Linked DNA regions of Homo sapiens: region 1 is linked to region 2. Evidence: read pairs that join two places in POLR2A ChIA-PET (ENCODE). Cell type or tissue: PC-9. All regions are shown on one strand. Links, peaks and the distances in the headings refer to the core of each region. The heading gives the core; the rest is flanking DNA. Region 1 overlaps LIFR-AS1 (LIFR antisense RNA 1). Region 2 overlaps OSMR-DT (OSMR divergent transcript).

Region 1 (4,398 bases), core at 267-4,266, 180 kb before region 2:
CTTAACTTTATGCATTTTACTGTATGTCAATTTTACTGTATGTCAATCAACAGCTTAATAAAGAAGCTGTTTTTAAAATTCAGGAATTAAAAATAAATTATTAATAGATAACAGGGTGTGGGGAATTGACCAGGAGAGAAAAAAAGGCAACTAATTGACTGTTTTTCCCAGGGTCAGTCCAGACAATTTTACGAGTGTACATTCTTTTTCGGTTTCAATTTAGTGCCTCAAAAATGAGTTATTGTCCAGGTACTTTACTTTGTATCTCTAGAAAAGTGCTACACTTAAACCAAAACAAGTGGTTTATATTATAACCCTTTTTACTAATCTATTTTAAAATCTAAAGACATTCTTTTATTTTTACATGTATCATCATCACCTATGCCTCATCTACATATTAAGAATAGCTTATTTCTTAATACTTAATGCTTTCTATTTATTGCTAGGATTTTGGTGGAAGAGATTTTCCAACTCTTCATCCTCAAATAATACACATATAATAACAGTGGGTAACAGTGGAAAAATAAATGAGCACTAGGACTATTGATCGGGTTTTTTTTTTTTTTTTTTGAGACGGAGTCTTGTTCTGTTGCCCAGGCTGGAGTTGCAAGCTCTGCCTCCCGGGTTCACGCCATTCTCTTGCCTCAGCCTCCCAGGTGCCCGCCACCACGCCCGGCTAATTTTTTTGTATTTTTAGTAGAGACGGGGTTTCACCGTGTTAACCAGGATGGTCTCAATCTCCTGACCTCATGATCCACCTGCCTCGGCCTCCCAAAGTGCTGGGATTACAGGCATAAGCCATCGCGCCCGGCCCAATTGATCTGGTTTCTTAAAGAAATACTTGACAGGGAAGGAAAAGAATAGAAACAGACAGAAGAGGCCAGGAACAGTGGCTCACTCCTGTAATCCCAGCACTTTGGGAAGCCGAGGCAGGCAGATCATCTGAGGTCAGGAGTTCGAGACTAGCCTGGCCAACATAGTAAAACCCTGTCTCTACTAAAAATAAAAATTTAGCGGGCATGGTGGCATGCGCCTGTAGTCCCAGCTACTAGGGAGGCTGAGGCAGGAGAATCGCTTGAACCCGAGAAGCAGAGGTTGCCATGAGCCCAGATCGTGCCACTGCACTCCAATCTGGGCAACCCAGTGTGGGCGACAGAGGGGGGGAAAAAAAACAGACAGAAGATATATTACACGCAAATGTAATGAAAGGAGCCTGATGGGATTCTTGTTCAATCAAATCAATGGCAAGCTGACTTTTTTTTTAGGGGCATTTAGATACAAGTGTGTGGGAGATAATATTAACGATTTTTGTGAGTGGGAAATGGCATATGATTACACATGAAAATATCTACAATGCTTAGGTATGTCTACCAAGAAGTATGAGGCCAGATATGACTGAGGTCTGGGCTAAAACAGGAGCTAAAAATAAATTATTTAGGCAGTTAGGGTAAGAGAGTCTTCAGTAAGGTTTCCCTTTTAACAAAAAGCAGCCCCCAAATCATTTCTTTTCTAACAAAGAGCAGCCTGTAAAATCGAGCTGCAGGCATAGGTAAGCAAGCTAGAAGCTTGCACGGGTGAATGCCGGCAGCTGTGCCAATAGGAAAAGACTACCTGGGGGCCAGACATGTTCAACATGGAGGTTCCTTCTTCCGTTTTCCTTGTCAACCACGACTACAGTAAAGGAACAGGCAACATGGCGCAGGCAGCGTAGAGAACCTGTCTGCATAATAAAAGATCAGGGTGGGGTGGCCAGCTTCCTCATGTGCTATGTAAATGATACACCTGGTCCAACCAATGTTTGGGCCCTATGTAAATCAGACACCGCCTCCTCAAGCTCGTCTATAAAATCCCGGGCATTTCACTATGAAACCGGAACACCCGCCCAGGAGTCCCTCTCTCTCTCTCTCCTCCTGCCAGAGAGAGAGTTCTTTTCTCTTTCCTCTTGCCTATTAAGCCTCTGCCCTTAAACTCACTTCTTGTGTTTTGGAGCCCTCGATTTCTTTGGCGTGAGATGACGAACCTCGGTCATTTACCCCAGACAAGATGCCACTTCATTTCTACTTTTGTATATATTTGAATTTTTGCATAATTAAAAAAATTTAAAGGCTTTGTTAAACTACTAGTCACATTTTAAAAGGGGGATAGACAATCTTTATTTGTCAGATATTTTTAAATAAAGAAAAGGAAAAGGGGAGAGGATAAGTATGCGAGGTGTTAGATGTGTTAATTAGCTTGATTTAATACTTTGCAATGTATACATATATTAAAACATCACATCGTACACCATATATACAGTTTGTCAATTATATCTTAATAAAGCTGGAGGAAAATATGAAAAATTAAATTTAAAAAAGAGGAGAGGAGGAAATCAGTGATCACAGCAAAAAGGAAAGAATTGACCTGCAAATTAGAAGCCAGGTCGGGGAGGGGTGGAGCAGGGGGTGGGGGTGGGGTATGTGTATGGTACTGCCTCAGATCTATTTCCAGAATTGACCTAACCTGACTGAGTGACCTTGGAGAAAGTCCCTTACTCATTTTAAAGTGGGGGAAAATGCCTGGCTTCCCAGGTGTGTATGAGAGTTAATTGCCTTTTCTGCAGTCCCAGTGGATGGATGGGTGGAGTTATTCAAGGGCCTCCTATCCTCCTAAGTGTCTTTAGGAGACCTGATGGTTTTATTCCCTCTGAGCTGCCACTGGATCAGATGACAGGCGGGTGGGCAGCCTCCACATTCTGCTCCTGTCCCCAGTGAGGTTTACTTTCCAGGAGCCATTTAATCTCAGAAACACTGCCATCTTTCCAGCTTTTGAGGCTGGAAATCCATCTCTCTGTGTTGAAGCTCTTTATTCCTTGTGGTCCCACTCCCTGGAGCACTGCAGACAAGAACCTAGGTGACAAGAAAAAAATGGAATGACCCCAATTTAACAAGCTCCCCTCTACATTTACAGGGCAAACCGTGACTTTTCTCAAGGCCCACAAATTATAGGGAGGCAAAGGGTGGAAAAATCCAGGAAAAAAAAAAAAAAACAACCATACCACCCATACAAACATACCAGATGGAAGGAAAAGATGCCTATAATTCTCGTGGCTTTCAAAGGTATTTATTTAGTTCAGATATTTATGAAACAAACCCTAGAAATTCCAGGTATCTCTCCTAAACAAAAGAACCACGAATGTTTGCTTCTGGTCAGCATGAAAAATTGGTGAAAAACTAGATGTTAGACATAGGTTCATAAGGTAGATCTTTACAGCTCAGATACAGAGCACTGCAGGCACGTTTTCTTACCTAGTTGTCCAAGTCAGCATCAAACTCAGAGTCACCAATGACTCTGACAATGTTCAGGAGATGCTTTTCCTACTGATGTCAAGGGCAAGCTTCCTCCACAACAGCCATACACAAAAAAAGAAGTAAAGATAATTATTCAAATCATGGCACTGCTAAGATTTTCTAACTGATCTGAGCCCCCCAAAGAAATCCTGATTCGGACTATCTGGATTTTACAATGTTATCAGTCGTCAACAGACTTTGCCTTCCTTGAAAGTGCTTCCAATTGTTTCAGTGGCTAAAGGGACCTAAATCAACACTGGCTATAGCAAAGAAAACAAACCACTTATAAACTTTCCCATACCTGCCAAAACTGGAAAGCTATAAATAGGGGGTAGCAAACACTGTTCAAAAATATTTCTCAGGGAGCAAACAGGCGGAAAGGAGTGAATAATTTTCAAAGAAGTAAAGGATTTTTTTTTTTAAAGTTCATTTTGCAACTTGGAATTTCTGCGGCCACAAGGAAGTGAGGAAAACATAACTCAACCGTGATAATATGATTCCTAATGTTATAAGAAGCTAAAATGTTGTGTATGATTTAAGCAATTCCATTGCACACTATATTGATATAGTGTTTCATTATTCTTTGTTATTCCTCTTATTGCTTCTGGGAGAGGCAGGGCTTTTTCAGGATCATTAGCCCTTTCGTACCTTCCTGAAGATAGGCTCATTTTTCCCAAGAGAAAGTTCAGTTTGTCAAGGTTATTTAACATCTGAGCCAGAGCTGAGATTCAAATCCAAAGTTCCATTTCTGTATTCATTTGCACAATAATTTCTTTAATCATGGACTTTGTTATTAAAGCATTTAACTCTACTGTTAAGTGCTCACTGTTGTTCTAAGGAACAGAAAGAAATCTTTGGAGCTGAACAATCTTAAGTTTGAATCTTGTTTCTGCCCTTGCTCATGGTGTGACCTAGAACAAGGGCTTACACTCTCCCTGCCTTGGTTATTCTGGAAGTGGCGCATGCAGCTCCCTTCTTAGAACCTTATGATTAGTTGGTCTGGCAACTGATTCAATGATTAAAAATAAATCAAGTTAGAAAAAAATTCTGAGGGGATAAAATTGTGTCTTTA
Region 2 (4,398 bases), core at 204-4,203:
CCCTGAAGTTGCCATCTGTTGATGGGCTGACCTGGAACAAGGGTTACCTCCTCCCCATGGGAGGGTCTGTGCCCCAACCCAGCGCCATATGGGTTGAGGCATCTCTTCTTCAGCTCTACGAATCTAATTTCTAAAACTGTTGTCAGGTGCTAGGAGCCAGCATTCTCAGACAATGGCTGCACAGCCTACATCTAAACTCAGGCTATTTGGCACCAAAGGTCTGCCTAGCTTACATAAAGCCCATTTGTTAATCTCAGCTCATACATACAACACTTTAATTTAGTCTCTCTCTGTTAATCATCATTTTATTAATTTTAATTTTTAAATAATATATTTATATAAGTAAAAATTCAAAAGACAGAAAAAGGGAGACTTAAGCCTCTCCTCTCTGACCCTTAGGCACCCAGGGACTTTCCTAGAGGAAACTAATTTTTTTTTTTTTTTTCCTGAGACGGAGTTTCACTCTTGTTGCCCAGGCCAGAGTGTGATGGCGCAATCTTGGCTCACTGCAATCTCCGCCTCTCGGGTTCAAGTGATCCTCCTGCCTCAGCCTCCCAAGTAGTTGGGATTACAGGCATGTGCCACCACACCCAGCTAATTTTTGTATTTTTAGTAGAAATGGAGTTTCACCATGTTGGCCAGACTGGTCTCGAACTCCTGACCTTGTGATTCTCCCGCCTCGGCTTCCCAAAGTGCTGGGATTACAGGTGTGAGCCACCGTGCCTGGCCTGTTTTTTGTTTTTTAAAATATATCTTAAGACATATTTTATCCTTTTCTATCCTCTTTTTCTTTTAAAAAATGCATCCTTTATGAACTGTCAAACTTTTATCCTTTGTCTATTTCAGTGCAAAAATTATCATATGACATTCAATATCTTTCTTTATATCTGGCTCCAAACCTTCTTTATGAAGAATGTTTTACTTCCTTCCAATAGACATCTCTCTTTCCATTTAGCAGGCCTGGGAATTGCCTTTTCAATAAAGTCTGTTTTTTTTTGTTCAGATCTTTCTACCAGCCTGGAATTTCTGCCTCACTGCCTAACAGTCAGTCAGACATCTCTGGGTCTTCTTTGGTTCCAGCAAGCAATTTAGTTTCTTCCTCTCTTTAAACTGGGAAGTACTACCTTCCTTTCAGCTCTGACAAGGCTATACTGTAGAAAATGGGTCTCTCCTCCCTCCAGTTTCCCTGCAACTCAGAAACCCATTCAGAGCTTAATCAAGCCAGCACTGTCCCTGGAGACATGCAGAGCTGGATAGTGCTAATGAAATAGTTGGTAAAAGGATGCCTTCACCAACAAAGTATGCTTGCAAACAATCTTGCTGTTCCCATAAGAAAAATCAGCCCTCCTTGTCAGGAGGAAGATCCCCTTTCAGACACACCCTCTTGCTCATTTCCTATAATTCTGTTGTTATCTCTATTATCTGTCCTAGGCTCGTACTTTTTCTTTCTCGTAGCTCTTAAACCCCTCCTCCTTAACAGTCAAAAGTCATCACTCCTCTGAACTCCTGAAAGACTATTGCCTGTGCTTCTCAATCGGTGCTTATCACAAATAGCGTTTATTGTCATAGTCCACAACTGGACAGTAAACTTCTTGAGGACAGGGACCAAGGCACAAGTTGTTTTATGGATTATCCAAAGAACCTAGTGCAATACCTTGTATATAAGCATTTTATAAATATTTATTGATTATAAATTGAATATAACATTCAAAAAATAACAAGTGATGCTTCTTTTCTAGCAAGGCATTCTTTGATTTCAAAAATCATTATTTTTAAGAAGTAAAAATACCAATGATAAAAAGCCAATCTGCACAGACAGCTCTGAAAAGCACAAGCTTCTCTTACTCCTCATCCTTCATCTTTATAAAGACCTTCTCCACAAGAATAACTTGTTACCAATTTCTTGTAATCCTATCCAGAACATTCTTATGTATCTACTCCATAAATATTAAGAAATTAAATAGATGAAATGGATATACTATATATACATTTCTGACTTCTGCTTTTTCACTGAGTTGTGCATGATGGACATATTTCCATAGGTGCACACATATATAATCTTCCTTCTTTTGAAAGAATGAATCATAGTTTTCAGTCTTCTATTAGCAGATTTTTAGATTGTAGTTCTTTGTTACTACAATATTCTTCTAATGAGCATTCGTGTGTTTGTGTGTGTGTATATAATTTTGCAAGTATGGATGTTTGTAAGCCTAAATATCCAGTCAAGCAGAATATTCTTTAACTTTTTTATTCTTTTTAAAAACAGGGAAGATTTTCAGAAGAAATTGCCTATTGTCGTCTTCTTTTTTTTTGAGATGGAGTCTCGCTCTGTTGCCCAGGCTGGAGTGCAGCGGCACCATCTCGGCTCACTGCAACCTCCAGCTCCTGGGTTCCAGCGATTCTCCTGCCTCAACCCCTGGAGTAGCTGGGACTACAGGCATGCATGAGTACGCCTGCTAATTATTGTATTTTTAGTAGAGACAGGGTTTCACCATATTGGCCAGGCTGGTCTTGAACTCCTGACCTCAGGTGATCTGCTCGCCTCGGCCTCCCAAAGTGCTGGGATTACAGGGGTGAGCCACCATGCCCAGCCTGTCTTCTTTTTCAAAACAAACATTTACAATTTTATGTTTAGGCATCATGTTCCATGATCTTATGATAGGAAGATAAGTTCTTATAATTATTTGTGGTTTGAGAGCTAAGAAAATTTATATAATAACATTTCTTTCTTTCTTGGGTGTGCTATCATTTTCTCTCTTAGCTTGGTTGCTTCGTATTAAATTTGAATAAACATGTTTCCCTAGCCTGTTCTCCATATATTTCCCGTGGGAGTATGAAAACTATCTGACCATTATTCCAAAGTGACTAAGCATCATAGGCCACAGTATAATTGGACAAAAGGAGCTACATTTAAGTAGCTGATAAGATTGAGTATAAAAGTGAGTGCTTTTAGGAAGTTTTTGTTTTAGTGTACATGGAGGTAAGTTAAGCACAAATAAGGTAACAAACATAAAGGTATAGCTTACTGTAACTCACTCAAATGAATTTTGTGTTTAGCATTTGAACAAAGTTCAGAGGAAATCCAAGAATGCATTTAACTATTCTCTTTTTTTGATTAAAATTCTTTCCTTTGTATTATAGTGGTATTAATATTTATTTAAGCCTTCATTCTAAAGTGATGTTCAGCCATAATAGATTAACCGTACCTGATTTCAGAAGGTTTTTACTCAATTTCCAGATTTAGGTCTATGCAAATGTATTTCAATCTTCTGAAAAACTGGGTTGCATCCAAAAGAATGTTCTACTGGAGAGAAATCTAATTTAGCAAAGGAAACAGTTCATACTAGCTCCTCCCAATAACCTAGCCACTTAGCAGATATAACTACAATTGCAGGGAGTGCTACTTTCAGCCATTGCTGAGTAGCTCTGTTTAATTGACTGCCCCTCCCCAACATATAACAATATAAAACACTAGAAAAATATTGTTAAAAATTAAAAACAATTATCGGCAGTGGAGAGTGACCAACACCAGGCAGATTGTGGAGGAAAGTCAACACTTGGCAGAGGAAAGGCATGGAGCAACTTTCCCAAATTTTATGACCCTCAGCCCAAGACTAGTGCATGTCTGTGCAATGTGAGGTAGCTAAAACTCTGTTAGAAAATATGCAATATTTCTAGTTTGAAGAACCAGGGGTCAGGGTTCACAGCAACAACATTATTTGGAAAGTGAGGCGGGAAAACATAAAGGAGGGAGCAAGAGAGGAAGAAGCCCAAATTCTGTATTTAAAATAAATACCAATTATTGGATAATCTCTGAACCATGCTTGTGCAAGGCAAACTCAAAGCAGCCTGGTCAACATTAAAAAGTGAATTCAGATTTGAGCTTCTACTTACTGTAAGCAATATCAGGTTTGCAGTTTGAGTTTAACCACACTGCTTGCCATTTTAAAAGATAATCAGTGTCATTGGAGGAATAGAACAGAATCTTCATCACATAATATTTATAACGCACAGGTTGCACTCCAAAATTATTTGACAATCCAAAAATAGGTAAATAAAAAAAACAGGAAAATGTAATCCATTCTTATAAAAGAAAAAAATCAGTGGAGATTGACTAAAAGATGATGTAAATATTGGAATAATGAAGCAATGTTTTAAAAGCAGCAACTATAATAACTATGCTCAATGAAGCAAAGGAAAATATGTTCATAATAATAAAAAGAATAGGGACAACCAGTATAGAAATAGACAATATATTTTAAAAGAACAGATTGAAATTCTAGAACTGAAATATACCATATATATGACACAAAATTTACTAGATGGATATAATAGCCCAACGAATATAACACAAAAGGAATTTGTAAGCTTAAAGATAGTTCAATAGAAATTATTGAA

The links. ChIA-PET counts read pairs that join two places held together with the same protein. Peaks named below come from ENCODE experiments on the same cell type or tissue, not always from the same donor. Only the 100,000 strongest peaks of a DNase experiment are listed, where the experiment ranks them.
Region 1: POLR2A ChIA-PET joins it to region 2 with 7 read pairs; 2 of 35 experiments call an interaction of 5 or more read pairs at or near these places.

What each region holds. Positions count from the first base shown.
Region 1 is chr5:38,658,693-38,663,090 of GRCh38, forward strand. All of the region lies in intron 8 of LIFR-AS1 (LIFR antisense RNA 1), which reads left to right. Among named protein-coding and RNA genes, the nearest start is that of LINC01265, 59 kb to the right of the region's middle. RefSeq lists an enhancer at 1,615-1,909. In PC-9, for the core only: no CTCF peak of the experiment used is centred there; a DNase peak (open chromatin) is centred at 1,769; H3K4me3 peaks cover 1,227 bases; H3K27ac peaks cover 348 bases.
Region 2 is chr5:38,834,759-38,839,156 of GRCh38, forward strand. The region is part of intron 1 of OSMR-DT (OSMR divergent transcript); the gene reads right to left. Among named protein-coding and RNA genes, the nearest start is that of OSMR-DT, 8.9 kb to the right of the region's middle. In PC-9, for the core only: no CTCF peak of the experiment used is centred there; no DNase peak of the experiment used is centred there.